7 separate regions of the Homo sapiens genome follow, and all the other regions are linked to region 6. The links are chromatin loops, found by intact Hi-C in ENCODE. Cell type or tissue: chondrocyte. All regions are shown on one strand.

What was found. A loop is a pair of places that touch in the nucleus more often than their neighbours do. Peaks named below come from ENCODE experiments on the same cell type or tissue, not always from the same donor. Only the 100,000 strongest peaks of a DNase experiment are listed, where the experiment ranks them.
Region 1: a loop joins it to region 6, with 2.3 times the contacts of the local background. A loop is called at or near these places in 24 of 110 quality-filtered maps.
Region 2: a loop joins it to region 6, with 6 times the contacts of the local background. A loop is called at or near these places in 41 of 110 quality-filtered maps.
Region 3: it touches region 6 in a loop (3-fold over the local background); 16 of 110 quality-filtered maps call a loop at or near these places.
Region 4: it touches region 6 in a loop (5-fold over the local background); 21 of 110 quality-filtered maps call a loop at or near these places.
Region 5: a loop joins it to region 6, with 8 times the contacts of the local background. A loop is called at or near these places in 5 of 110 quality-filtered maps.
Region 7: a loop joins it to region 6, with 2.8 times the contacts of the local background. A loop is called at or near these places in 6 of 110 quality-filtered maps.

What each region holds. Positions count from the first base shown.
Region 1 is chr1:29,339,560-29,343,559 of GRCh38, forward strand. The region is part of intron 1 of LINC01756 (long intergenic non-protein coding RNA 1756); the gene reads right to left. Among named protein-coding and RNA genes, the nearest start is that of LINC01756, 8.6 kb to the right of the region's middle. In chondrocyte, CTCF peaks have their summits at 1,544 (motif pointing right), 1,743, 2,562 (motif pointing left) and 2,763; no DNase peak of the experiment used is centred here.
Region 2 is chr1:30,082,125-30,086,124 of GRCh38, forward strand. No RefSeq gene overlaps it. Among named protein-coding and RNA genes, the nearest start is that of LINC01648, 47 kb to the left of the region's middle. In chondrocyte, a CTCF peak has its summit at 2,198; no DNase peak of the experiment used is centred here.
Region 3 is chr1:29,790,761-29,794,760 of GRCh38, forward strand. No RefSeq gene overlaps it. Among named protein-coding and RNA genes, the nearest start is that of LINC01648, 240 kb to the right of the region's middle. In chondrocyte, CTCF peaks have their summits at 2,451 (motif pointing right) and 2,679; no DNase peak of the experiment used is centred here.
Region 4 is chr1:29,452,111-29,456,110 of GRCh38, forward strand. All of the region lies in intron 1 of LOC107984933 (a long non-coding RNA gene), which reads left to right. Among named protein-coding and RNA genes, the nearest start is that of LINC01756, 100 kb to the left of the region's middle. RefSeq lists enhancers at 797-1,297, 2,383-3,361. In chondrocyte, a CTCF peak has its summit at 1,550; DNase peaks (open chromatin) are centred at 1,921 and 2,951.
Region 5 is chr1:29,394,744-29,398,743 of GRCh38, forward strand. No RefSeq gene overlaps it. Among named protein-coding and RNA genes, the nearest start is that of LINC01756, 47 kb to the left of the region's middle. In chondrocyte, a CTCF peak has its summit at 2,121 (motif pointing left); no DNase peak of the experiment used is centred here.
Region 6 is chr1:29,234,881-29,238,880 of GRCh38, forward strand. It overlaps PTPRU (protein tyrosine phosphatase receptor type U), which reads left to right and starts at 1,642. Exons shown (of 30, transcript NM_133178.4): 1 at 1,642-1,837. The coding sequence starts at 1,765. RefSeq lists a silencer at 1,445-1,764. In chondrocyte, CTCF peaks have their summits at 1,538 (motif pointing right) and 3,968; DNase peaks (open chromatin) are centred at 1,511, 1,881, 2,641, 3,531 and 1 weaker place.
Region 7 is chr1:30,909,952-30,913,951 of GRCh38, forward strand. No RefSeq gene overlaps it. Among named protein-coding and RNA genes, the nearest start is that of SDC3, 3.2 kb to the left of the region's middle. In chondrocyte, CTCF peaks have their summits at 1,604 (motif pointing left) and 1,849 (motif pointing left); DNase peaks (open chromatin) are centred at 1,610 and 2,450.

The sequences.
Region 1 (4,000 bases), 100 kb after region 6:
GAACTCTGCTGGCTTGGATATCTTTGTTCCTAAGGCAAGGATGGGGGGAATCCTAGAGGACACAACGTTGGTTCCAATGAATGGAAGGATGAGACTGCCTCTAGCCATTTGGGGTTCTTACGTCACCTATCAAACAGGCCGATAAAAGGGTTACTCTTTTGGATGGAATGATTGATCCTGGTTTCCACGGAAAAATTGGATTGCTTCTACACGATGGGGACAGGAGGGCTATGTCTGGAACTAAGGGGATTCTGCGGGTGTGCCTCTTAGTACTTCCAAGCCCAACTGTACAGGTTAATGGAGAACTTCATCAATCCAAAAAAGGCAGGATAATTGAGGGCTCCTATCATTCAAGAATGAAGTTTTGACTTTCTCTTCCTGGTAAAAAAAAAACCCCAACTAGCTGAGGTTCTGGTTGAGGGTAGGGAAGATTCGGAATGGGTAGTGGAAGAAGGAAATCATAGATATAAATTATGGCCTTGTGGTCAGTTACAGAAATGAGGACTAGAGTAGCTTTGCATATTTTCTCATTTATTGTTATGTGTATATATTTATGACTATGTTAATTGTTTCCTTCTCCTTCTTCCCGTTGGTATTATTCTTTTTCTTTTTTTTTTTTTTTGAGACAGAGTCTTGCTCTGTCACCCAGGCTGGAGTGCAGTGGCGCGATCTAGGCTCACTGCAACCTCCGCCTCCTGGGTTCAAGTGATTCTCCTGCCTCAGCCTCCCAAGTAGCTGGGACTACAGGAGTGTGCCACCACGCCGGGCTAATTTTTTGTATTTTTAGTAGAGACGGGGTTTCACTGTGTTAGCCAGGATGGTCTCGATCTCCTGACCTCGTGATCCACCCGCCTTGGCCTCCCAAAGTGCTGGGATTACAGGTGTGAGACACTGTGCCTGGCCTATTTTTCTTTCCAACTATTATTTCAGGTTCAGGGGTTACATGTGCAGGTTTGTTACATGGGTAAATTATGCGTCGCAGGGATTTGGTATACAGATTATTTTGTCACCCAGGTAATAAGCATGGTACCCAATAGGTAGTTTTTTGATCCTTACCCTCCTCCCAGCCTCCACCCTCAAGCAGGCCTGGGTGTCTGTTGTTCCCTTCTTTGTGTTCATGTGTTCTCCCCATTGTTATTTATATACCAGTTATTGGAGGTTAACTTTACCATATGGCCTTTAGGAAACAGAATATTCAGTGTGACTGTGCTGATTTTGAGGAGTTGTTCATATAGCCAGCAAGGGGTGAATGATGTTGGAACTACGTGTCTCCTTATTTTGAGGCAAGGGTGGGAACTTCCTTATGTGTACAAGGGATAACTGCATCTCCTTAGGTGGAAACACAGAGTTGCCTTGTTGTGAAGGGAAGTTTAAAAGTGTGTAGTAGATATATATGGAAGCTGATTCGTCAAAGGCAAGGACTGTGATGGTTCCACCAATTGTTTCTCAAGTCCACCCTTCTGTGTCCTGCTTTGTGTTACTGGAGCTGGACCCTATAAACATTTGTTTGCAGGCTGGTGCAATGTTAATCTCTGTCAATAGAGGGCAGTGGAGGGGTATTGAAAGGCTATAGAGATGGATGGCATTTCTTTGTTTTTTTTTTTTTTGTTTTGTTTTGTTTTTTGAGATGGAGTCTCTCTCTGTTGCCCAGGCTGGAGTGCAGTGGCGTGATCTTGGCTTACTGTAACCTCTGCCTCTCAGGTTCAAGCAATTCTCCTGTCTCAGCCTCCCCAGTAGCTGGGACCACAGGCACACACCACCATGCCCAGCTAAGTTTGGTATTTTTAGTAGAGATGGGGTTTCACCATATTGGTCAGGCTGGTCTTGAGCTCCTGACCTCAGGTGATCCACCCACCTCGGCCTCCCAAAGTGCTGGGATTACAGGTGTGAGCCACCGCGCCCAGCCTCATGAACAGTTCTTTACATTACATTTTCCATGTTTAGGTTACTGGTGTGGTCTCTGTCTTCTGAATGGTCTCTATTCACATACTCTCCACCCTGGCATCTGGCCTCCTTGCTGTCTCCATCTTAATCAGATTTGAGATGAAGATTTGGCCTCCCCCTTGCTCTCCTCTTGGCCTTTCTCTTCACCTCTGCCTCCTTCAGATCCGTCTTGGAAAGTCCCAGTTTCTGTGTGAACATGGTGAAGATGAGGATGTGGCATCTTCCCAGCATGCCTTGCAGAAAGGCCAAAGCCTAGAGCTGGGAATCAGGATGCCTGGGTTCTAGGCCCAGCTCAGCTTCTAACCTATGTCCTTTACAGGTGGGGAAAGTGAGGAGAAGTTGTGTCAGATGCCTACTTCCATCCAAGCTGCTCTAATGACCTGCAAAGGCTTTCTCCTCACCTCAATTTCCATGATGTTCTGTGATCCTCATGACAACCCTTCTTCTTACGGCTTGGCTGGATAGATCTTGTCATTATTATTCCACTTACATTATTATTCCAGTTGTATTATCGTTATTCTGATTAATACAGTGCTTCTTAACTGGGGGCAATTTTGCTTCCCAGGGACCATTTGGTTATCACAATGTGGTTTTGCTACTGACATCTAGTGGGTAGAGGCCAGCGATGCTGCTAAATATCCTACAATACATGGGACAGCCCCCGCCTTGGCCCCTCAACAAGAAATTATCTGGCCTGCAATGTCAGTAGTGCTGAGGATGAGAAGTCCTGAATTAATAGGTATAGAAAGAGGGGTCTTACAAGGGGAGGTGGCTTGCCCAGGGTCACACAGAAAGTGAGCAGCAGAGCTTGGATGAGAGCCTAGGCACTGAAACCCCTAGCCCTGGTCTTTTCAACCCTTCCCCATTCTTCTCCCAGGTCCAAGGGTAGGAAGGCAATGGAAAGCCAGTGAAACCTTCCCCGAGGAATTCTGTGCCTGCAGGTGGCTGACATTCTCCTCTCGCCTCCCTGCCTTACCAATCCCCAGCCACTTGCCAAGGCAGCCATCTGCTTTCTCAACTCCTGTTCTGAGCTGCTGAGAAGCTGCTGAGAAAACTGCACTTAGTGAGTACTGGCAACATCGCCAAGGGGTGATTGCCAACGTCAGCGGGCTCCAGCATCACCCATCGTTTCTGCCACCTCCCTGTCATCTGCTCCAACCGCCCTTCCCTTCAAGGACTATTCAGATCCTCCACCTTTCTTAAGTTCTCCCCTAGTCCCACCATCAGCTTTTTCACTCCCAGTAGTGACCTGACTTTCTCAAATACTCCCTTCTCTCCTGAACCTGTTCTCAGCCCGCTTGGGAAGAGGACTCTTAACTATCTCAGGACAGACTCTCTCCTCTGGTTGAGGGCCAGTCCGTTTCCACCTTCCGGACTGATTCCTTTCTGCCTTTGCGGGACATTGTCCCTATAGCGTTCTCTCTCTCTGTCCCCACTTCCCCCGGCATTTGTCAGCACCCCTGACTTCCCTGCATAAAGCCTGCTCAATCTCCCCCATACTTAATTTTAAAATAAATTCCTTTCTTGAAATCTTCTGGCCCCTCGAGCCACTTTCATTTCTTCCCCTCCCATCCACATACTGTTTGTACTGCCCAGATGAGCCACTCACCCTGCTTGCTCCAGCTGCAAACCTCCTACTCACCTTCAAACCCAGCTCAGATGTCAGCTTTCCTAAGATGCTGTAACAGATGTGGTTGGTGTCCCCCTCCCCTTGGCACTCTGAGTTCTGCAGTTACAGACAGTTCTGAGCATGCTGACAGCTTCCCACCTCAAATGCCTGCATCTCTTTCTCTCTCTGGCACCTGGAGAACTTGCTTGTCTGTGTGGCAGGTGTCAGCTAGGAGTACAGGGGACAGGAGGAGTTAATGCCTCGAGAGGTGGTGAACAGTGCCCACTACCCCTTGAGTCATGAGAGTGGGCTCTGGGGGCATCTTCCACGCAGGCCTCAGAGGCTCCCCAGCAGGACTGAGCCCCGAAGCTGCCGTCGCTGTAACCCACTGCCTAGTGCTTAGTTCATGCTTCACTGACTTTTCTCTTTTCCCCACTTAGTCGTTCC
Region 2 (4,000 bases), 850 kb after region 6:
TCTGTCTGACTTACACTTGTGTCCAGAGTTCTGCATAATGCCTGGCAGAACTCTATCCACTCAACATTGTTCATAAAATCTCTACCCACTCAGTATTGTTCATGGAATCTCTATCCACTCAGTATCATTGGCCACATCACAGCCTTGCTGTGAGACACTAGGCTTGTGTCTATTCCTCTCTGGAACAGAGTTTCCCCCGGCAGTGTAATGAAGGAGCTGGGTTCAATGGCCTCCAGCATCCTCCACTGCTACTCCCCTTCGCTTTGAAGGCAGCTCCTGGACGGTGGAGACAGCTACTGCCAACAGTCTGCTGATGTCAGCAGGACAGGCTTCAGGTGCCCCTGCCTCCCATTCCCTCCTTATAAATAGCTCTACCTGAAAGCACTGGGGTCACTCACCCCTGGGGACAGCCACAGGTAGCCAATTACTCTCAGTGCCTGGAGGGCTGATGGGGAGGGGGTTTCAGGTTTGAGTGGGAACCTTGGCCCTGGAAAGAATCCACTGGCTCGTCTGGGAGAGAAAAATGGAAGGTCATTTCGGTGTCTGCACCAGGCGGGGCCCGTAGCCACCAAACAATCATCTGTGGCCTGAGAGTGGAAGTAGTAGATGGCTCTGTGATTCCAATTATCCTCGGATCATTCAAATGACTATTGGAATGGAGAGCCAGACTGTCCTGTTTGGATAGTGATGTGTGCAGTGACCCCCACCCCACCCCACCACACCACCCACGAGCTATCTCCTCTCCAAGCTCCAGACTGGTCACTGCAGGGCGGCCCCAGGGACTCCCTAAGCTCCCAGCTCCCCATAGGTCTGCTGAGCACGTAGGCCTGAGTTGGTGGGCTCTGGTGGGTGCTCAGTCCATTTGATTGTAGAAGGTCTGGGTGGCAGAAGATCCTACTAGGGCTATGGGGAAAAATCAGGTTCTACTCCAGGGGACCTCAGGCAATCAACCTGAACTCGCCCAGTGCCAGCTTTGTGACTTTGTGATTTTGTCCCACTGAGATGGGAGAATGATAATGTGCACCTGGTAGGTCGGAAGTGAGGGCTATGTAAGGTAATGCCGTGAAATGGCTTGGTGCTTGGCACATGGAGGCCTTCTGTGAGCGGATTAGCTGGTGCTGTGGTGCAGCTATAGGAAGCAACTCAAACTGGCTTAAGCAGAACACAAGGGACATCTCCTGGAACCCCAGGATGACAAGGCAGCCAGCCTCAGAAGGAGACAGGCCCAGGACACAGCAGACCCGGCTTCTCCTTTCTCCATCTGCAGGACAGAAGATAGTGGCCTTCAGGTCCTGAGCATGAATGTCTCCTCCATCTGACAGAACAGCCCAGATAGAACCAGATTCTCTCAGTCCCAGATTTCTGGCAAAGGGACTCCACTTGGTCTGACTTGGATCTGTTTTCTGATTGTCTACTCTGGCTCACTTGCTCTTCTCTAGAAGCACATTAAAAAGGCACAAGCCTGGCCTCTGGGAGGCACCCCAGAAGGTGCTGAGGACTGTGAAGGGGTCAACATGAGCTGGACAGAGCCCCTCCAAAGTTCCAGGCCCTGTGCCAGCTCTGGGCCACCAAGGGAAACCTGGCCTGCGCCCTGTCCTTGAGAAGTTCACACCGGGAAGGGAAGACAGATGAGTGTGATCAGCAGGGCACGGGGAAGGCAGCAGCAAGAGAACCAGGATCCCCAGGCCCCTCCGTGTGCCAGGCTCCACATGCCTGCTTCCTCTATGCCTGCTGGGTAGATGCAATGATCCTCCCGAGAGGCAGAGCCAGCCACACAGCACAGACAGGGCTGGGCCGGGGCTGGACCCCAAGCCTCCAGGCCTGGCTTTGGGATGGTGGTCGGTGGGGCAGCCATTCCATGGCTTCACTCCAGCGAGACCCCATCGAGCCAGGTCTCACACAGCCATGCCAAAGATCTGACATATTCTTAGCTACAATCCTGAGTCTGGGAGAGAAGCAGGAAATGACTCACCCTCTTTCTCCAACATAAACACAACTCTGTGCTATTAATATTTACCCAGGGGCTTCTCCAAGGGCCCCAAACAGCAAAAGGATCCTGGTGAGGGAAGGGTATGAAAGATATGTCGGGTCTGCAGCTGCCTTCAAATGGAGCAGAGAGACTGAGTGCCAGAGTGAAAGGGAGCCTCACAGCTCTCTCCGTCCTCCCCATTTGACTGAGGTCCAGAGAGGACAGGGAGCCAAGAAAATCCAGCAGGGCGGTGGCAGAGGAGGGAGCAGAAGGTGGGAGCACGGGAAGTGGAACGAGCACAGGGCTGTGGGCCCCTGGCCCTCATCTGTCAAATGGGAAAGCAGGAACTGGTTTGAGGATGTTTCCCTGAGATGTCAAATGGCCCCTCTGAGTGTCTGGCAAAGAATAGGTACTGCACAAACTCATCATGGTGAGGGCAAAGTCATGGTGAGGATGCCAGTGGTCTTCCCTGCCCCGACTTCCCAGTGTGCTTTGCACCGCCTCCCAAAACCCTGTTTCTGCTTGGTGACCCTGCCCTGCTCCCCACCCCATCAGTGCATTGGACCAGGAGAAGATACCTGCCCAGGCTTGGCCAATCAGAGTACCTGTGCTACCAATTCTAAATTGAGACAGAGAGCCTGGTTGGGTCTTCTGGTTGTGTGAACTACTGATGCATGCATTTCTGATTCGTGAGAAATGGGAAAAGTAGAGACCTGACCTGAAGTCTTATGAGGTGGGTGGAAGAGAGTCAGTCTGCATTCTGGCTGGTGCTCCTGTCTCCGGTCCGGGTCCCTCCTGAGTTCTGGCTGCATCTGAGAGACCAGGGTCCTTATGCCAAACCCCCTCTTCTCTGCAGCTGAGCAGATTCTGTCACTTGTGACTCAAGCAGCCCTGATTCCCACGAGGAAGAAGAACTTCCTGATCGTCAGAGGGGTCCAGAGCCAGGTGGGCACTGACCTCAGAAGGAAGATCACTGAGGTCCATGGGAGGGCGGGAATCCCGCGGTGCTGGGGCCCAGGCCCTGCACCCTGGTGGCTGGGGTGTCCTAGGGCCTCTCTCCTAATTAACCTCCTCTCCGCTGTTTTCTCCCTCCTGCTCCATGTCCCTTCTTTCCTCATCTCCCACACCCAGCCCCTCCCGAGATCATCCATTCATCCCTTAGGCAGCATCTATAGCCCACTTGTGGCTGTTCATCCACTGGGCTGGCCACCCTGGGGACGCAGAGAGGGACAAGGCCGTGTCCCTGTCCTCAGGGAGCCTCCGGTCTGGCTGGCGGAACAGACACAGAATCAATCACAGCCCAGCCTGGCCAGTGCTGAGATGGGGGAAGATGTGGGAGGGGCTGGGGAGCTAGGGGCAGGCCAGGCCCTGGACATGGAGAAGGGGAGGACTTCTGAGAGGAGGTGGTGTCTATGCTGAGACCTGAAGGAGAAGTCGGGGAGCCAGGGGAAGAGGCTCAGGGGGAGAAGGTTACTGCAGCAGCCCAGCACAGGCAGGGCACTGGCAGAGAGGGGGAGCCTGGTGCCCTTGGAAACGGCAAGCAGTTCTGCTTGGCCAGGGCAGGGTGGGGAGGGTGGGGAGGTGTGGAAAGATGGGGCTGGGGTCCACCTGGGTCAGACCACAGAGGGCATAGGGAGGGCTATGGGAGGAAGTGACCTCTCTGTAAGCATGGAGGAGCGGGTGTTCCAAGAGGATCTGGGCTCCTCAGACCTCCTGAATAGCGAGGAGGGGAGGAGGCTTCTATCTTCCTCCCTCCCTCTGGCCTCCTCTCTCTCTCTCTCTCTCTCCTCTTTAACTCTTACTCCACCTAGATGAACCAGCTCAGATGCCACCCACTCTCCCCTCTCTCTGTCTTTCTCCCCCTCCTCTCCCCTCACTTCTCCTCTTTTGTCCTCTCCTTCGCTTATACTCCCCCTTCCCCCATTTCTCTCCCTCCCTCCTTCCCTCCCCATTCCCCTCCCTCTCTCTGCAGACCCCTCCCCACCTCCTCCCGGCCCCGCCCAGCCGCGCTTGTGAGGTCCTGCAGCGCCA
Region 3 (4,000 bases), 560 kb after region 6:
AAAAAGACACCCTTTCCCCATCTGTTCCAGATATGGGTACAATTAATAAGGGAGGAGACAGGAGCTGCTCCTGGGCTTCCTGCAAACTGAGACCTCACCACCTCCTCTTCAGAGCTGCCCTGTGGGTGGGAGTCTTGGCCACCAGAGCTCAGCTGGCATCAGGTATCTTGTCATGTATCTGCCCTGGGGATTTGGATAAGGACAGGCTTGGTTCTCTATAGAGCTACTGTTTCTAGGGCACCTACTATGTGCTAGAGTCTTTACAGGGGTTTTCTAATCTTAAACTTGTCTAAGTTTTAAACTTCACAGTGATCCATTTTACAGACCTGTTTTACAGACAGAGAGTAGCTAAGGCAGACAGATGGGTGCAGGGCATTGGGCTAGGCATAGGGAGCAGGGAGGGGGCTGAACATTTTACAGATGCCAAATGGAGACTCAGAGATGTCCAGGACTTTCTTAAGGCACTCCAGATTAGGTTGGAATTGCAAGCCAGTCCTGTGACTCCAACTTACCTGCTATTTCCACTTTTTATTTGCTGGTATTTGGTGAACCTTTCTGGGCCTTAGTTTCCCCATCTGTGAAATGAGCCCCAGAGACTGGAAAAGATGAGTGTAAAGGTCTTAGGCTTTGAGGTGGCGTGTCTTGAATGGGATGGGTGCTGGAATGGCAGGTGTGGGGCTGGTATGGGGCAATCTGGCATCGGGGCGTCTGAGTCTCCAGAAATGAGGGCCTCCAGTCTCTCACACTAGCAATCTGCTCAGACCTGGTCAGAGAGAGCTGATTTCATCCCTGCCATTTGAGGAGCGCCAGAAGCTTTGGATCCCTTTAACCTCCTCCTCCCAAAAGCTTCTGAGGCGAGCAGTGACCTTGCTCACAGGGCAAATCCTATGAAAGAAGACTGTCTTTTCAGAGATTATACACCTTCTCCAACCCAGCCACCTCCAGGCTGGAATGCAGTGGCAAGATCTCGGCTCACTGCAACCTCCATCTCCTGGGTTTAAGCGATTCTCGTGCCTCAGCCTCCCGAGTAGCTGGGATTACAGACCCATGCCACAACACCTGGCTAATTTTTTGTATTTTAGTAGAGACGGGGTTTCACCATGTTGCCCAGGCTGGTCTTGAACTCCTGAGCTCAGGCAATCCGCCTGCCTTGGCCTTCCAAAGTGCTGGGATTACAGGCGTGATTACAGCCTCCTGGATCTCTTACTCTAAGGGATCTGTGTGAGTGTCCCTAAGTGGGCTCCTCTTTGGTCTCCTAGCTTTAACTGTCTAGAGGCTTTGCCTGGTCAGGGGGTGGCAGCCAAGACCTGACTATTATGAGGGGTGGTGATGGGGCACTAGTAATGGTGATCAAGAGAGTCCTAGCCAGTTCTTTTTTTTTTTTTTTTTCTTTTTTTGAGATGGAGTTTTGCTCTGTCGCCCAGGCTGGAGTGCAGTGGCGTGATCCTGGCTCACTACAACCTCCGCCTTCTGGGTTCAAGCGATTCTCCTGCCTCAGCCTCCTGAGTAGCTGGGATTACAGGCACGTGCCACCACGCCCAGCTAATTTTTGCATTTTTAGTAGGAGCAGTGTTTCACCATGTTGCTCAGGCCGGTCTTGAACTCTTGACCTTAAGTGATCCACCCGCCTCGGCCTCCCAAAGTGCTGGGATTACAGGCGTGAGCCACTGCGCCTGGCCGCCAGTTCTTAATTTATTGCGGTTGTCAAACTTTTTCTGTAAAGTACAAAGTGATAAATATTTTAGGGCAAGTGGGCCAAGAGACAAATCAAGGATATAATATAGGTATGGTATAATAGTTCCCCCTTATCCATGGGGGCTACATTCCAAGACCCCCAGTGAATGCGTCAAACAGTGGATAGTACAGAGCCCTATATACACTATGTTTTTTCCTATACATACCTACCTATGTTCAAGTTTAATTTTAAACTTAGATACAATAAGAGATTAACAACAATAAGATAGGACAATTATAATAATACACTGTAGTAAACGTTATGTGAATGTGGTCTCCCTCCCTGTCAAATTGTCTTCTTGTACTGCACTGTAGGCACCTGGAGCCTTGGAAAATGAAACTGCAGATAAGGGAGGACTACCGTATTCATGTAACCAGAGAGAAAACAAATTTCCACAATTGTAAGTGATACAATTAAAGATGTATCAATGAACACTGAAGTTTAAATGTCATATAACGTTAACATGTCTTGAAAGATTATTTTTCTCGTTTTTTAAATTATTTAAAGATGTAAAGAATCAGTCTTAGCTTATAGGCCATGAAAAACAAACATCAGGCCAGGTCTGAATGGTGGCCGTAGTTTGCAGAGCCCTGGTTTCTTCTTGCCTCTCAGCTTCCAACTTCCCCGTGAGTGCCTGCTCCTTGATGGACTGGACTCTAAGCCCTTCTTTGCAGCAAGCACGATATCAAGCTTTGTCAGTAGAGGGCGCCGGAGGGACACTGTGGAGGAAGGGGCCTTTTCATGGTCCACAGAGCTCTGTTGTGCAATTTCTTGTTCCTGTTGCATCTTCTCTTAGGGTATGAACGCGGGGGGACATCCTCTGGGGCTTTTCCTCAGCTGTGCACCCAGAATGCATGGTCCCTCGACCACCTCATAGCCCATCCTGAGCCCAGTGCCCATCTTGCTGTGGTCCAGCCCACACCTCCACCTGCACGTGCACACCACTCTCTCTCCTGTGCCCAGAGAGGTGTTTCCTGCCTGCCAGCCTGACCTGCATCTATGAACCAGCACCTCTGGGACCCAATACCTTCTCTGCCATTCAAGGGGCTGCAGCCACAGACATCCAGCGAAGTCAGGACCCCAGCCTCGGGGGCAGGTCCTTCCAAGGTTGTCTTCTTCAGCCCTAGGGTGCTGTTCCGATTCTTCCTGACATCATTTTAGGCACTCTTCTATCATAGTTTAATAATTATGTATAGAAAATGTCTCCTATTCAGATCACTGTGTGGTTTCTGTGTCTTTATTGAAATCTGATGGACTGATCCCCAGGAAGACCCCTCAGGCACCCTGGAGAGAATGGAAGCTCCCTAATCCAAAGAGTGAGTGTGAGTCCATCTCAGTCACCGTGTGTCTGCTGCATGGCTGAGGCCACGTGACTGCACCTCCCTGGGCTCAGTTTGCTCACCCAGGAAATGCGGAGAAAGCTTCCTTCTCCAATGGATGCTGAGACTGCGAAATGAGACCATGCATATGAAGCACAGAGCATGGGGCCAGGTACCTGCCGGTGTTCAAGATGGTAGAACTGCACCTTCGTAAGTGTGGTGGGCATCACATGGGACAGTGTGTGGAGTGACCGGCATGGGGCCTGGGGGGAAGTGGAGGCTCAAAACCCAACCTCCCTCCCTCTCTCCCTCCTGTCCTCCTTCTCTCCCAGGACACCCCTCCCTCAGGCCCCCAAGGCTCTAGTTTCTCTCCCCAAGTCCCCCTGTGTGGTGGTTAATACTGAGTGTCAACTTGATTGGATCGAAGATGCAAAGTATTGATCCTGGGTGTGTCTGTGAGGGTGTTGCCAAAGGAGATTAACATTTGAGTCAGTGGGCTGCAGAAGGCAGACCCACCCTTAATCTGGTGGGCACCATCTAATCAGCTGCCAGCGAATATACAGCAGGAAGAAAAACGTGAAAAGGTGAGACTGGCCTAGGTTCCCAGCCTACGTCTTTCTCCCGTGCTAGATGCTTCCTGCCCTCGAACATCAGACTCCAAGTTCTTCAGTTTTGAGACTTAGACAGGTTCTCCTTGCTCCTCAAGCTTGCAGACGGCCTATTGTGGGACCTTGTGATCATGTAAGTTAATTTTTATATATATATATATATGTATATATATAAAATATATATATGTATATATATAAAATATATATATACATATGTGTATATATATAAAATATATATATACATATGTGTATATATATATCTCCGATTAGTTCTGTCCCTCTAGAGAACCCTGACTAATACAGATTTTGGTACCAGGAGTGGTTCTAGAGGAACAGAA
Region 4 (4,000 bases), 220 kb after region 6:
CTCCTGACTGCGTCTCACGTGTCACTGTCCCACTCCCTCCCATCATGCGCTGCCCCTTCACCTGTCCTGTGTCCCTGACCTCATCGCCACCCACATGCCCCACAGCTGGTCAGTCCTTTATGTGTCTGTCATCTCTCCCCATTACCATGTGGGCTCCCCGAGGGGAGGGATGGGGCCTCTTCTGTCCACTGTGGTGTCCCAGGGCCTCAGCCAGTGCCTGGGCCACGGTAGCTACTCAGCCAATGATGGGTGGGTGGAGGGATAGACAGGTGGGTGGGTGAATGAATTAATAAAAAGTCCCAGAATAGAGAGAACTGAGATGTGAGTTCATTTCTCCTTTCTAAAGGCTTCGCTGGGATGACAGATGTCCTGGGGAATCTTCTGTCATCCTCAGCCACTTTGAAGGATGGGGAGCAGGGAATCTGGGTCTGGGCCTGAGCCGCAGTCTGAGAGGCAGACTGGCGTTGAGGTGGAGCTCCTGCAAGGGTTGCAGGGAGGGTGGAAAACACTCACGGACTGTGGAAGCCGAAGCTGTGTCCAACCACCTGACAGAGCTCAGTCTAGCTCCACCACCAACAGCTGTGTGGCCTTGAGCCCTCTCCTCCCGGGGCCTCTTCTTCATGTGGGAGACAGCAGCCTGCTCCAGGGCTGCTTTCAAGAAGAAGAGAGGTGAGGGATGTGGCGGTGCTTTGAATCAGAGCACGGGGATGCAGGAGGGGAAGGGTGTCCTTTTGACTCTCCCCAGAGTGCACAGGCCTCCTGAGAGGGTCCCTGAGACGGTCCCCACCCCTGCTTACCCTTACAGGGCTCAGTCAACCAGGTAGGTCCTGCAGAGGTCTTGGGCTGCAACTTGGGCTGTTAACTCCTTCTGAGCCAGGCAGCCAGTCACTTAGCAGGGGCAGATATGTGTGCATGGGGATGGGGAGGCAGTGCCAGCAGGAGCTGGGAATCGGGGCTTGCCCTGCTGCTGGGGCTGGGGCCAGGGTCAGTGCTTTTTGGAAGACTCACTCTTTCTAAGGACTTCTTTATCTATTTGCCTCATCTTCTGCCCTACTTACGCCACCAGCACTTACTGAGCACCTCCTCTGTTCCAGGCACTGTGCTGGGTGCTGTGTTCCCACGGGCAGTGAAACAGACATGACCACCACACTCCTGGAGGTCGGAGTCCAGCAGGGGATAGACATTAATAAAATAATCACTCCAGTAGACATTCACCCATCTGGGCAAGTGCTATGAGACAGAATTAGAGGGGCTGGGATGGGAGTGGATTACCAAAGGAGGGAGGGAGTGATCAGGAAAGATTTCCCTGGGAAAGTTTTCCCTGGGAAAGTGACATCTGACCTGGGCTCTGACAGACAAAGGCGTTAGTGAGACAGAAAGGAGGGAGGAGGGCACTCTGGGGAGACGGAACTGTAGGTGCAAAGGCCCTGGGTGGGACAGAGTGTGCCTGAGGGACCAAACACACTTGTTAGACGCTCCTGCTAGTGATTGTTGTTGTTACTGTTAATCTGGGCCCAGGGGAAGATTGGCTCTGCCCCTGGAGAGGGGAGGGGCTCTTAAAACACCACTTGCTTCCAAGTTTACTCCCCCTTCCGGCGGTTAGCATTAAATACAAGTGTATTGTTGTCATACTTGCTCTCCTCCCCGGCTTCCTCCTCCTCCTATTCATCTCCTCCTCCTCCTCCTCCCCCCCTCCTTCTCCTCCTCCTCCTCCTCCTTCTTCTCTTCTCAGTTACACCTGTAGTCAGGGACAGTTGAGGTCAACTTTAGCTGTGGTTGGACTGATCAATGAATGGCCTTGGCAGGGAGGGGCAATGCCTTGGTTGTGGTACAGGGGTGGGAAGTTTCCCCCAGGTCCCTCCAAGACCCCTGTGGGCCCAGACCCTGTGATCATCAGATGCCCCCACCCTCACACCTGCAGGAGCCCCATCCCATATGTGGCCTGGACAATGCCAAACCCTGGGTAGTCTCATCTTATGTTCTGGATGTGGATGAGCCCCCTGTCCTGATGGGGCACATGACCTTGAACAAGACTCTTCCTCGGAACAAGGCTCTTCCTCCGAACGCCCACAGGAGGGAGGCTGCAAAGGGTGAGGGGGTCTGGGATTAGGTGACCCCAATGATGGCTGAGTGGCGTCTTCTGGGAGGCCTGGAGCCTCTGTCCTGCTGATGGGTGCCTGGGTGAGGATGGAAGTGTTAATGCTGGGATGTTCTGCCCAGGCTCCTGGAGCCTGTGTGTGCCCCTCCTTGCCGTGATTAATTCAGTTTGGTAACGTGGTATTTTTGCTGGAAATCTAATCGTCATTTCTGATGGTAGAGGAATTGAAAAATAAATTGAAAGTGTCAGACGATGCATCAGGGTGGGCGATGGAGTGGAAGCGGGGGCTGCCCACCCAGTCTCCCCACTGGGCAATTTGCAGGCCCAAGAAATTAGCCAAGTTTCTGTTTCTACAATTATAGGATCAAGAACACAGGTGATAGGGTGAAGCAGGGGGAAGCAGGTGTGAGGTGAAGAGAGCAGAGAGATCCCAGCCTGGAGGCAGCATCAGAGCCACAGATGAGGAGATGGTCTCAGAGTGGACAGGGACCCGTCCATGATACCACAGGAGGCTGTGGGCACCGCGAGGCTGGGATCCGGGCTCCCTCCTTCCACCACCAGTCCAGGGAGCACACTGACAGGGTCTGGGCCTCCGTGGAGATGGATGCTCTTGGCAGTTCAGCCCCAGGGTCCACCATCTGGGAGCCCCACCTCCCCAAGCTGCCCCTCTGCCTCAGGGAGGGGGCTGGCCACCTGGGAGTTGGGGCCACCTTGCGTGCCTGTTTCTGAATAATGTAAGTGCAGGTCTCTGAGTCTACAGGGACTGGAGTCTACAGGGACTGGGGTCTCCCTGGCAGTGTCTGGCCTCCCGCAAGGGCTCCTGCCCCTGGTGAGGTCTAGGTCTCCCCAGCAGACTGGACTCTCTACTGGCAAGGCTGCCTCCCCCCGCTAGTCAGAGCGGCCTCCTTGGGCAGGTGTCTGACTTCACCCCCTAGAGGCTCCTGAGAGCAGGCGCGTGTCTTCTCCAGACTGAGGGCTCCTGAAGTCAGGACTGTCCCCCCGACCTGAGGCCTCCTTGAAGGTGGTGGACTAGCTTCCCACTGGACCTCAGCTCTTCAGACCTCCTCGAGGGCCTGGGCAGCTGGTGTCTGTTGAGGTTCTGGTGGTCAGGCTGGCTCTGTCCAGACCTGGCACATGGAAGGGAGAGGGGAAGGTGTAAGCAGAGAGCTGGAAAGAAGGGGAGGTGCATGCTAACTTCACACCCCTTGGATATGGGGGACAGTCCTTGTCAGGAGGACTAGGGGACCAGGGATCCTGGGGACAGGCCCTACTGTGTCCTGCAGCCACTGACCGTCCTGAAAACCCCTCCTTCCCAATGACTGTGGAACTGGGAGAGCCCAGCACTGGAGGGAGGAGGTCTGGGGTCCTGCCCACCTCATTCATTCATTCATTCATTCAACAAGTGTCTCTCAGCTCCCTACTTTGTGCTTGGCACCATGCAAGGCACTGGAGATGCAGCAGGGCACAAAATGGACGAGGTCCTGCCCCTACGGAGCTTGCATGCTTGTAGGGCGGAGACTGATAATAAACACACCAATGAATGAATGAACAAGATCATTTCAGAATGTGTTGAGTGCCATGAAGGAAATAAAGCAGGATGTTGTGGAAAAGAGTGGCTGGAGCAGAGGTCCTTTTGGGAAGGCTTCTAGGAGGAGGTGACTTTAGGCTTAGGTCTGTGCATGAGCAGGTGCCGCCTTGCCTGGAGCTGAGGGAAGGGTATCCTGAGATCAGGGCCAGAATACGAAGACATAGCAGTGGCACCATCTAGCAGTGTTGTGAAGGTCAGGGTGGCCAAGCGGCAGTGCATGAGGGCTGTGGGAGGAGATGGGGCTGTAAGGGCCAGCTGGAGATGGTCGATGGCTCAGGCACAATGCCATGGCCATCACGAGGACTCTGAAGTTT
Region 5 (4,000 bases), 160 kb after region 6:
TGAGCATGGGGACCCGTGGGAACCCTGTATTGAGCACCCCTGTGCGGGGACTCACCGAGCGTGGGACAGGGCTGTGGTCACCCCAGGTACAGAGGAGCCACCGGGTCACAGGGGCCAAGCCACAGCCCAGGGCCCCAGCGAAAAGGCAGTGGGGCCAGGAGGGGATTGAGGCAGGCTGGTTTGGAGCCCACCACAGGCCTCAGCTCTGCTGGTGGATGAGGGTCAGGGAAGTTTGCAGGTGGACAGAGGCAGGAAGGCTAAATTGCCCTCTTAGGCTGGGCACCAAGCAGACCCTTGACACCCCTCATCTCTAGCCTCCCACCTTCCCTGTGAGATGGGCATCATGCTGTTTCCCAGCCAAGGAAACCAAGGTTCTGAGGTCACCCAAGGCCACATGGAAGTGGGAGAGGACAAGGACAGGCGGAAGGGTGGACAGGCCAGGCCAATCTCTTGTGTGTGTTTCTCTGTTGCTCTCTTTCTGTACCTACCCATTCTCTCTCTCCCTTTCTTTCTCTCTCTCTCTCTCTAACACACACACACACACACACACACACACACACACACCACACACACTCTTCCCCAGTGGCTTCTGGCCCCTCTCCTAGCACCTTCCCACTGCCTGGGTGCCCGGCCCTTCTCTGGGCAGAAACCCAGGGGCTGGCCGGGCTCCAGGTGTCTATTTTGCTCTGGCCCAGACACAGAAGCAGAGCAGGAGCCCCTGAGTGTGGGGAGCAGGGGCAGAGCCAGAACTCAGCGGGAGCGTCCTGGCCTGGACCTGAACCTGCGAGGAAGGTTTGGATTTTCAAAGCTAAGGCATGCTGCATGTTTTACTTTAAGTGTTTTCTTGTTCCTTCTCACTGGCTGGTGCCTCCCTCCCTCCCAGGTCACGAAAAGATGTTCCATCAAAAGCAAAGAGGTGATCGCACAGTTTTAAGTGTCAAAGTCAAAGCTCCATCAACGTGATCACATTGAATTCTCTGAGCCCGGTAAGGTCAGGTCATTGCTCCCATTTACAACCAAGAAAACCAAGGCCAAGGTGGGAAGTGAATTGCTGGAGGCCACAAGTTCATTCCATTACTAAGTCACCCAGACCTCTGCCCTGACCTCTAGCCCTTCCTCTTCCCCACTGTCCCATGACAGCTCTGAAATCAGCTCTGGTTTTTTTTTTTTTGGTCTTTAAGACAATAATAATCTGTGAAGTATGTTGGGAAGGTCCTAGGGGACCAGCCAGGCACAAATAAGGAAGCTGGTCCTTGCCAGTGGTCACTTCCTGAATGTGGTGGTGGCCAGTACTGGGGTGACTCTCTGAGGGGCAAGATGAGGTGTTGATATATGACTTCCTTGGGCTCAGCCAGAGCTGTCTCCAGCCTCCAGAAGGGTGACCAGACTCCAGAACTTTTTCTTACCCAGAAAGCCCCGGTGCTCCCTTCACTAAGAGCATTCAGGCTCCGTGACTTTCTTCTCAGGGTCATGGGGTCTTCAGGCTGCCCTGGGTCCAGCCCCACCCAATGCAGTTCTGCCTGCACACCCGGGGGTGAGCCCAACCCCCGCCTCTCCTTTCTGGGCAGTACTGGGGACTCCTGGAGGCCGGGCTGAGTGTGCTTCACTCTCTGTAGGGAAAGTATCCCTGGGAGGCTCTGGGGCCCTCAGGGAAGGGGCTGATGGGGGCCAGTCCTTGCCCTCCTATGGAGCCAGCATCCCTTTGAGCTTGCCTCTGGGGTCTTCTGGGACAAAGTCCAGGAAATTGGAGCTAATAAGGCCGGTCTTATGGGTCATGATCAGGATTCAAGAGTCAGAGTGTCTAGTCCTGTCCATGCTTGGCTATTATTAGTCCTCTGACCTTCTTTGTGCCTCAGTTTCTGCCTCTGTAAAATGGGGATAATCATTGCTTTCTGGTAGGCTTGTTGTGAGCAGTAAATGGATGAATTCGTGTGAATCCTGAAGGCAGTGCCCGGTGCCTCGATAGTCAGCGTTCAGTGAGTCGCAGTGTTGTTGTTATTGTTCTTATTTGGCACCACGTTTCCAGGCACAGTTTGCAGGATGACAGCTTGGGGAAGTAGCTAGAGCTTCTGATTTTCATGTTTAATGCATCTAAGTTTAGGGCTTGGAGCAGGAGAGGACATCGCCATCTGGAGGCAGAGACTCAGTTCTCTGCATCCAACTGAGATGCACTGAAATGCTTCCATTGGCAACTGGGGAGCAGGCATGAAGACAGGGCCAGATGGGACCCCCAGGGATAAGGAAATGAGGTGGAGGGACACAGACGGGCAGCAGCGGGGCAGCTGGCCAGAGAGGCTCCCTTCAGCCCCCACACCTTCCCTCCACTGAGTGAGTCAACCTGGGCAGGCCCCAGAAACTGGAACATTGAAAAGAACATTAGTGTCCAGCATGTCCCCCATTTTACAGATGAGGCCCCAAGAGTGGAAGATCCTTGCCCAAGGTTATACAGCAAATCATTGTCCAGGCTAGGCTGAGGCCCCAGGTTTCCTGACTCCCTGTCTAGTGCCCTTTCTCCTTAGAGAGTCAGGAGAGATGAAACTGAGAGGGGCAGGGCTGACCCCCAGGGCTCCTTAACCTAGGGGTCTCTGAGAGAGGCAGGGCTGACCTCTGGGGCTACTTAGAAGCCATCAACCCAGGGTTCTCTGGGTGGAGCTTGTGACCTGGACCTCATTATCAGGGTAGGTGAATGACTCCTGTCAGTCAGATGGGGATGCTGAGGCTGAGAGAGGGCCAGGCTGGCTCAGGTGGCTTGGCAGGTAAGCAACAGGCAGGGTCTTAGGTTAAGAGCTCTTATCTCTAAGCACAGCCAGCATCCCCGAGCTGATACCTTTCATTTAAAATCTCACCTAGAGCTTTGGAGACAAAGCCGATTTTATTACAGCTTTCATGTCTTGCACAAACCATGCCCACACGCCTGTCGTCTTGTAATTATTCTTGTACCTCTCTCTGTCTCTGGGGTCTCGAGGCTCCTCCAGGCTTGTGCAGCCTCTCCTCCCACTGCCAGGCTCCCAGGGCTAACCCTCAGTGTGGCATAAAGTGCTGCATTATTTATTTCCTAATAAAAAGACAGCTTGGGTGACCCGATGGGAGATTAAAATGGATTTACTATGAGATGATTGACCATAAAACTGCAGGTTAAATCAACATGAGACGAGGTGGGGGACAAGGAGATAGAAAGTAAAGGACAGGAGCTGCTGGTGACATTAGTCAAGGGGGTTCACATTCGCACAGGTGACCAGGATTACTGTTGCCTTCAAGCTTCCTTCCAGAGAAGGCTGTGGGGGTGGCCTGGAACGAATTCTCCCACTGTGTGGCTCCAGGTGCGTCCCTTATAGTCTCAGAACCTCAGCTTCCCTATTTACTGAATACAGAGACCGAAGTAGAGGCTTCTTGCTTGGTATGAGTGGAAAGAGCATGGTCTCTGACACCAGATAGGCTGGGGCCTGGGTTCCAGCGTGCTGGGTCCCGGGAGTGGCACTAGGCAGACAACTTCTCGAAAGTTCTCTTTTCTTTCCATGGAGATGGCAGTAATAATGGTGATGTTCGTGATAATGATGATGATTATTATTCTAGTAATAATAATAATAATAGTGATAGCATAGCTAACATTCATCAACGGCTTAACTACACTTTAATACACTTAGAAAAACATCACGTGTTCTTAGTCTTTCACATACATAGAATCATACAGCCCTCACAACCACCCTGTGGGTACTATTGTTATTTCCATCTTGCAGAGGAGGTGGATTTCCCCACAAGGTACGGTAGCACCCCAGAGAGCAGATTGCTGGCAAGCCTGTTTGGCACCACAGTGGGTTTCCTGCTTGCCAACCTCAGCTTGTGGAATCTCAGAAACTTCCTTACCATTCAGTGGCTACAGCCACACCCTCTCCAGTGAGGTCTGAATCATAGCACGGGAGTGGGAGTTCTTTCAAATTTGTTTATCCCTTGAGTACTCTGCCTCAACTCCACATATTGGCTATGTCTGCCTAGCATTCTC
Region 6 (4,000 bases):
ATCATTATACTCCCTCGTTTCCTTTAGCTTGCATATCTTAGATGGTAATGATATATTTATGTACATGTTTGCTGTTGGGCTCTCCTAATAGAATGTAAGATTCATGAAGGCTAGGACCATTTCCCTTTCATTCATTCCATCCAGTCAGTATTTATTGAGCATCAATTACGTGCCAGAGGCCGGGCGCGGTGGCTCACGCCTGTAATCCCTGCACATTGGGAGACTGAGGCAGGTGGATCACCTGAGGTCAGGAGTTCCAGACCAGCCTGGCCAACATGGTGAAACCCTGTCTCTACTAAAAATACGAAAATTAGCCGGGCGTGGTGGTGGGCACCTGTAATCCCAGTTACTTGGGAGGCTGAGCCAGGAGAATTGTTGGAGCCTGGGAGGCAGAGGTTGCAATGAGCCAAGACTGCGCCATTGCACTCCAGCCTGGGCAACAAGAGTGAAACTCCATCTTGAAATAAAATAAAATAAAATAAAATAATAAAAACATGCCATATACTGGGCACGGAAATACAAGATGAGTCTTTTCCCAAGGGAGCTCATTTCTAGAGGTGGAGACAGATAATGAACTCATCATATAGCCCGCACTCTATTTGAAATTGCAACAATTCCCCTTCCCTTCCCTGTCCCCCCACCACCCCCAAATTTCCTGGTGTATGAGACAGTGATAAAGGACGTACACCAGAGGGTTTGCTTTTTTGTTTTTGTTTTTTTGGTTGTTTACTGTTCTTGTCTTCCCACTGGAATGTAAGGTCCATGAGAGTAGGGAATTTTTGTCTGTTTTATATCTCTACCCTGGCCTATAGTAATTGTTGAATAAATGAATAGACCCCAATAAATATTTGTTGAATGAATAGGTGTCCAGATGGGAGGAAGGTCTCAGCCCCTATTCAATTCAAACCAAACAACTTTGATTCAAATCTCGGTGCTGTCAAATACTGTTGCATAACAGTATTTATGCAGTATAATTATTGCATACCTAATATATGATGATTAAATGAGTCCATGTGGGTTAAACACATAGAAGGTACCTGGTCTTACATAGTAATGAGCAACGAGTTTGCAGATCATAGTGCGAGGGCTCGTTCTGGGTAGAGGCCCAAATACATTTAACCTGTGTAGCCAGAAGGTAGAGTAGGACCAGTGAGGGCTAGTGAGGGAGGTAGACTTGCACGTCATGAAATGAAAAACTTTCTAAAAGCCGGCGTTTCCAAAGCCCCAACAACCGCTCTTGGCCAGGTGATGAGCGCCCTGTTCCTGGAGGTATGTAGAACACGCATTTGAAGGCGCCAAGGTACAAGGGATTCAGGCATCGGATGGGACAGAGGCCGGGTGTCCCTGGGTCACCGTCCCTGAGAGCGCTGTACGGGAGCTAGGCGTGGGCCATGAGCGTGCTCGCCTGGCAGTGTTGGTGCCCGGTCCGTGGAGACGTCCGTGGGCGTCCAGACCCAGCCGCGGGGCCTCATGGCGGGGAGGATGCGGGAGCGGGGGAGGGGCGCGCCAGGGCTAGCGGGCGGCCGGACCCGCTGCAGCACCCGCCGTGGCCAGCAGGGAGCGCCGCGAGACCGCCGAACCCGCGGCCGGGCCTGACGTCAGCGCCCCGCTTGCTCCGGCTCGCGCTCTGGACTCGGCGCCAGTCCCGCTCCGCGCCGCGCCGCTCCGCTCCGGCTCGGGCTCCGGCTCGCCTCGGGCTGGGCTCGGGCTCCGGGGGCGGCGTCCCCCGCGCCGGGCCCCGGGACGGGCGGCGACGCTCCAACCATGGCCCGTGCCCAGGCGCTCGTGCTGGCACTCACCTTCCAGCTCTGCGCGCCGGAGACCGAGACTCCGGCAGGTAAGCGCGCGGCGGCCGGACCGAGCCTGCCCCGCCGAGCCTCGGGGCCCGTGGCGTAGCTCGGAAGAAAGTGTGAGTGTTGAGTGACCGGGCGTTACGAGCGTGCTCCCTGTGTGTGTCTGAGCGTAGGATGGGCGATTGTGTGCCCGGGGTGTTGCGTGACTGCGAATGTTGTGTGTCCGTGAGTTCTGTGCGCAAGAAAAGGTGATGTGTGTCGGCGAGTATGTTGGGGGTGAATGTTGTGTGCATCGAGGCATTGGGTGTGCGCTGAGTGTCTTGTGGGTCTGCCAGTGTGTAGTGTTTGTGTGGCCAAGTGGGTTGTGTGTGCATCTGAGTTTGGTTGTGTTGCGGGAGTTGTATCTGCTAATGTGTTGCATTTGTTTGCATTTTGTATGCCTGGCCGGGAGTGCTGTTTGTTTTGTGTCTGCGAGTGGGTTGTGTGTTTGTGTTATGCCTGTGGCCAAGGGTGCTCTCTGGATCCCGCCTGAGTGTGGATCCGGGAACGCGTGTGTGGCGTGTGTGCTTTTGAGATCCGTGTACATGTGTGAAGGCGTGGGAACGGGTCCGGAACGTGTGTGTCCGTGCGCTGTGTACGTGTGGGGAGTGTCTAGGGTATGTGGTGTGTGCTGCCGGGGGCCGCGTGGGTCCGAGTGAATGCCAAGTGTGCCGGGAATGCGTGTGTGGGAGCGAGTCTGGAACGGATGTGAGTGTGTGCGAATGTGTCCGTGTGTGCTGGCTGCGCGTCCAGGAATGTTGCGAGTGTGGAGCGCGCCTGGGCCGCGGCTGCGAGTGTGCCCTGGTCCCGGGGCCGCCCGAGGGGGCGGTGGCAGGACGTGTGTGCGCGCGTGTGCGTGTGCGCGTGTGTGGCGCGCTGGGCCGGAACAAGTTGTCGCGGCGGCGCCCCCTGGGCTGCCCGGGTCGGGCAGGGCCCGAGGCTCAGGGGAGGACCGGGCCCCGCGGCCGCCGCCTCGGGCATGTCGGACTGTTTGTTGTTTCGCAAGTTCCGCGCGGCGCTGGCGGGCGGCTGATCCGAGGCGGCGCCGGGGCTGCGGGGCGCCCGGGCCAGCGGGCCCCAGCGAGGGGCCGGCGGGCGGGCAGGGGAGGGCCGGACCGGCGGGCGCTCCTGCGGTGGCCGGGCCGCGGCTGCGCCCCGGGCGGCCGGGCGGGGGCTGTCCCCGGGCTGGGCTGCGACGTCCGGGCGCGGGCAGGGCCTGGCTCGCCGCCGGGGGACGGCGCCCCCTCCCTTGGCGCGCAGGACGCGCGGGGGACGCCCGGGCCTCCCGGGACACTCCCTTGGTGGAGCCTGCAACTTTGTGCGGCCTCCCGGCCGGCCGGGACCGCCAGGTGTGTGCTTGAGTGTGAGCGTGAGTGTGAGCGTGTGGCTCCGCGCTTGTCTGCTGTGTGGTCGCGTTCTCCGGGTGTGTTTCGGAGTCTGGTGTCTTTGGTGTGCGTGCGCGTGTGTGTGTGCGCGCAGCTGAATGTATGTATACGGAGCCTGTGTTTGTGTGTCCGTGTGCTCGTCGGAGTGTGGACGGTGTGTCGGATGTGTGTGCGTGCGCGTGTTCCACATCCCACCCTGAGGCCTGGGATCCTAGACCGCGGCCCCTTCCCGCGGAGTTTCGGGGCCCTGCTCCGGGTGACCTCCCCCGCCCTCGCCACCGGCGGGGCTGCTCCGCGGGCTCCGGGTAGCCGGGAGACGCCCGGGGCGGGATCCGAGCCGAGACACGTGCTGGAGCGGAGCCGCTTCCTCACGGTCGCCAGCCGCAGACAACTGACCTCCCCGGCATCGCGTTCGCGGCCCTGCTGCTGGCTCCGGTGTCTCGGGCCGGAACTCCTGTGGCTCCAGCGTTCGCGCCGGCCACTGGCCAGCGCTTGGGCCTCGCCCTGCAGCTCCGGGGCCATAGGGCACAGCTTTAGCTTTGACCTCCCCGTTCCCGAAAGGACGCCCAAGGCGACCTCCCACCCCATCCTCCCCAACTTCTCCCCCATGTCCTGCGGCAACTTTGCCTCCCTCTCCCACCGTGAAATCAAACCCGCGGGGTTCTGTATGCGCCCCATCCCCGCTCCTACCACCATCGCTTTGATTTCAAGAACACTCACAAGCCCCAAGCCCTGCCAGCAGGAGGACTGTCAGGAACTGAAGTTTGGGAGTGAGGCCTAGAG
Region 7 (4,000 bases), 1.7 Mb after region 6:
TTATTTGCTGATGACAGCTGGCTGGACGTCTCTACCCTCAGTTACTCTCCTCTCTGGCCCCTGTGTCCCAGCACCCAGCTTAGAGCCTGCCATTAGAAAATAGGAATGAAATCAGGCCGGTCGTGGTGGCTCACGCCTGTAATCCCACCACGTTGGGAGGCCGAGGCGGGTGGATCACGAGGTCAGGAGATCCTGGCCAACATGGTGAAACCCCGTCTCTACTAACAATACAAAAAAATTAGCCGGGCGTGGTGGCGGGCGCCTGTAGTCCCAGCTACCAGGAGGGTGAGGCAGGAGAATGGCATGAACCCGGGAGGCGGAGCTTGCAGTGAGCCGAGATCGCGCCACTGCACTCCAGCCTGGGCGACAGAGCGAGACTCCTTCTCAAAAACAAAAAAAAAAAAAAAAAGAAAAGAAAAGAAAATAGGGGAACGAAATTGAGTTGAAACTGGAACAATTCCCTCAAGGAAAGGGGAACCAAAACCAGGATGAATGGAGGGGCAGGCCTTGAGGAAGAGACTCTGGGGGACCAGCCATGGGTTTTTGGTGTTGGGGGTAACTGTACTTGTCCTGCAGGGCCCTTGGGAGGAGGACCAGGGGACAAAGGTCAACTCAACATAAAGTAGAGATAAATTAGAAGGGGCTCCCCAGGAGGGAGGGAGAGCCCAGTCCCTAAAGGGTATGAAAGGCAAGCTCACCACCCTTTGACAGGGATCCTGGACAGGGAAGACAGGGAGACTTTCGAACTAGGAATTCTGAGGTCCCAGCCTCTGAAAATTCAATTCTCAAATCTTTTGGCATGACATCAATGCTCGATCCAAATTTGACTGGCACCTTGGGGAGATGGGCAGGGAGGCTGATGGGGTGCAATAGGTGGGAAACTGGTTTCTGTTGAGGTAGCACAGCTTGGAATTGAAGAGCTCTGGCTCTGGGTCGGCCAAGTATCTGGGTTCAAATCCCAGTTCTGCCAGTTATGAGCTGTATTGTGTTGGATGTGTGACTTAACCTCTCTGAGCCTCAATTTCCCAACTGTAATATAGAGATAATGACCACGCAGAGTTCATTCATTCATTCATTTAGCAAGCATAAATTGGGTGCCTGCTGTGTGCCAGGCCAGGTACCAGGTTGTGAGGATTACATGAGCTCTTCCCTGCCATCGTAATGGAGTTCAATGAAGGTGGCTGGGAATGAAGCTTACAAAGGAAGGGACTCAGATGTAGGGATAACATCATCCTTCAGAGATGCTGAGCAGATCCCAGGAACATACCAACCCTGAGGCGCTCCCAAAGGGCCAGCAGGGTTAGGGTGGGGATTATGAGGAGCCAGATGTCAGCTGGCCACAGACAGCAGTGGCAATTCTAAGAGGCAGTAAGTATCCTGTCTTGAGAGGTATTCAAGGCTCGGAGAACTATCTAGCAGGGAGACCATTAGGATGGTTTCCATGAGTAAGATGGGCAGTGAGCATGGCCCATCTTCAGAGGTTCCTGCCAGCTCTGAGACTTCTGGAAGCAGCAACTCCACTTCCCTGACATCCTGGGGAAGAGGTGGGGGCGGGGCAGTGGAGAATCTTTGGTCTGGACAGGCCAGGAGCGCCACCTGCTGCTCTTCAAAGACACTGGTCACAGCCAGAACTAAGACAGGTCTGGGCCCCTGAAGGTCCTTCTCATCTTGCTCCCCCCGGGTCCCAGGTCTCCCTGGGGTTCACAGATGCACACATTTCCTGCCCTCAAGCACATGGGTCATCTGCACAGTCACCCTTGCCCAGGCCTCCTTGTGCATTGGAGCCACATCCCCACATACTCAGGGTCTCCCTTCATAGCACCATAACCTCACCCACAGGCACCAGCTGCTGCCGCCTCCTGGCACAATAGTCACAGCCCCCTCCGGCCTTTAGAATACACACTGCCTCCTCTGGGAAGTCTTCCTGATGTCCTCTGGGTGATCAGGCCTGGTCCTGTCCTGCCGGCATCCTGATCACACTCATCCTGCACTCCCCACCCTGCTTTCAGTCCCTACTGTCTGTCTTGCTCAAAAGTGGGAGCATTCAGTATCCCAAATGAACAGTAGCTATAGAAGGGCCCAAGTGGAGCTGATTATGGGCCAGGCACTGCTCTATCAAATGCACACTCACATTAGCCCCATTTCCAGATGAAAAACCAATACACAGAGAAGATAGGAGATATGCCGAGGCACCACGACTGGCAGTGAGAGCTGAGATCCTGACCCAGGCCAACAGTTAAACTGCAATGCCAGGCCCAGTGGTGTATTGGGAGGCGTTTGATGAATGAATTAGAGTCACCGAGGGGATTCACACAGTCACACACCAACATGCAGACATACTCATGCAGTCTGGCCCCTGGGGAACCCCACAAGGCACGCCTAGTGGCTACATCTCAACCTTTCCACCTCACCCCCACCCCAGTCAGAGCCTTCTCTGCCCTTGACAGGGCCTCCTAGCTCTAACCAAGCAGCAGAGGGGTGGGGACGCCTCAGCGGCATCTCTGAACTCCACTCAGGTGAGCCTAAGATGCCTTATTCAGAGTGGCACGCCCAGGCCTGACACAGAGTGGGTGCTCAGTAGCTGTCACCTGACTCTACCTGTCCCCCAGGGGATTGGCTAAGACAACCAGCTCTCTGGACCTCAACAGTCCCATGGCATCCTAAAAGCCAAGATTGATGGAGGCCTTACTACCTGCCAGGCACTGTTCTGAGCACTTGCCAAACACACCCTCATCTACTCCTCCCCACAGGCCTGTAATTTGGGCACGACAAGCAAACTTGCCTCCCAGGGCTGCTACTATGAGAACCAAATGAGCGGCCAGCCCTGGAGTCCGGCACACAGTGAGCCCTGTCCAGGTGCTTGCTCTCTACTTCGTCCCATTTCACAGCTGGGGAATCTGGGGCTCACAGGAGTTCAATAATTTATCCCAGGTCACCCAGCCAGGAAGTGGGCAGCCAGGATTTGAACCAGGCATGTGATGACAGAGCCCTGGCTTTTCACCCTGTGCTGAGCTGTCCCCCGTGGGCAGAGGGGACTTTATGATCCTTACCAGACCTCCCAAACACAAGTGCTGTCTCAGCTCAAGGCAATCACAGGGCTTGCAAAACAAGTCCCGGCCTCCCCTCGCCACCCCCATCTCCATCCTGCTCCCTCCCCACCCCAACCATCTCCCACCACAACTTCCGGTCTTGCCCAAGAGTCAGGATGGAGGCCACAGCCCAGGCTTGCTTCTGAGAAAGTCCAAGTGACAGCAGTCTTGGAGGTCAGTGACCCCCAAAACTGAGGAACCAAAACAGGGCTCTGACAAGAGGGCTCCAGATCAGGAGGATCCCAAAGTCCTCCTAGGGGAAGCTGGGGAGACTCAGAAGCCATCTGGTGCCCCAGTGAGTGGAAATCTCACTGGGGAAGGATCTGCAAGGCCTGTGGCCGGACCAGGGTGACTGGGAGAAGGCTTGGCCTTCCCACAACAGGGGTCCTCAATCGTGGGGAGCCTCCTGCCCGCCGAAGGGACCTGGCCCATATGAGGGTCTCACAGAGCCATGCCCCGCCCTTAGTACAGAGCCAGGCTCGGCCAGCCTTCCCTGACCTCCCTGTGTGCTGGGAAAGTCCTTGTAGGGTGAGAGGGTAGGTGACACCCCAGGACACATGGCTGCTAGACACAGGTTAGGATTTGAACTCAGGCCTCTTCCAGGTCTGTGAGCTGAGGGTTTGCAAACTGTAGATCCCAAAGCGTTCCTGAGGGCTGGTGGATCCCCAGGTTCCTCAGGGCTGGTGTGCGAGGAGGGGGAGTAATCAGATTTTGTTTGAGCTCTGTGGCCTGTAGGTCACAGAGCAAGGCCTGGGCTGGCCTTGTAGGAGGGAAGAGGCTGTGTAGACTCAGCAGGGCCTGTGGCTGAAGAAGCCCCAGATTGGCAGTCGGGGAGGGGAGCTGCTTGAGGGGAGAGGAGAGCTCTGGGACTCCAAGCTGGGTAGGGGTGGAAACAAGGTGGGTCCCACCTC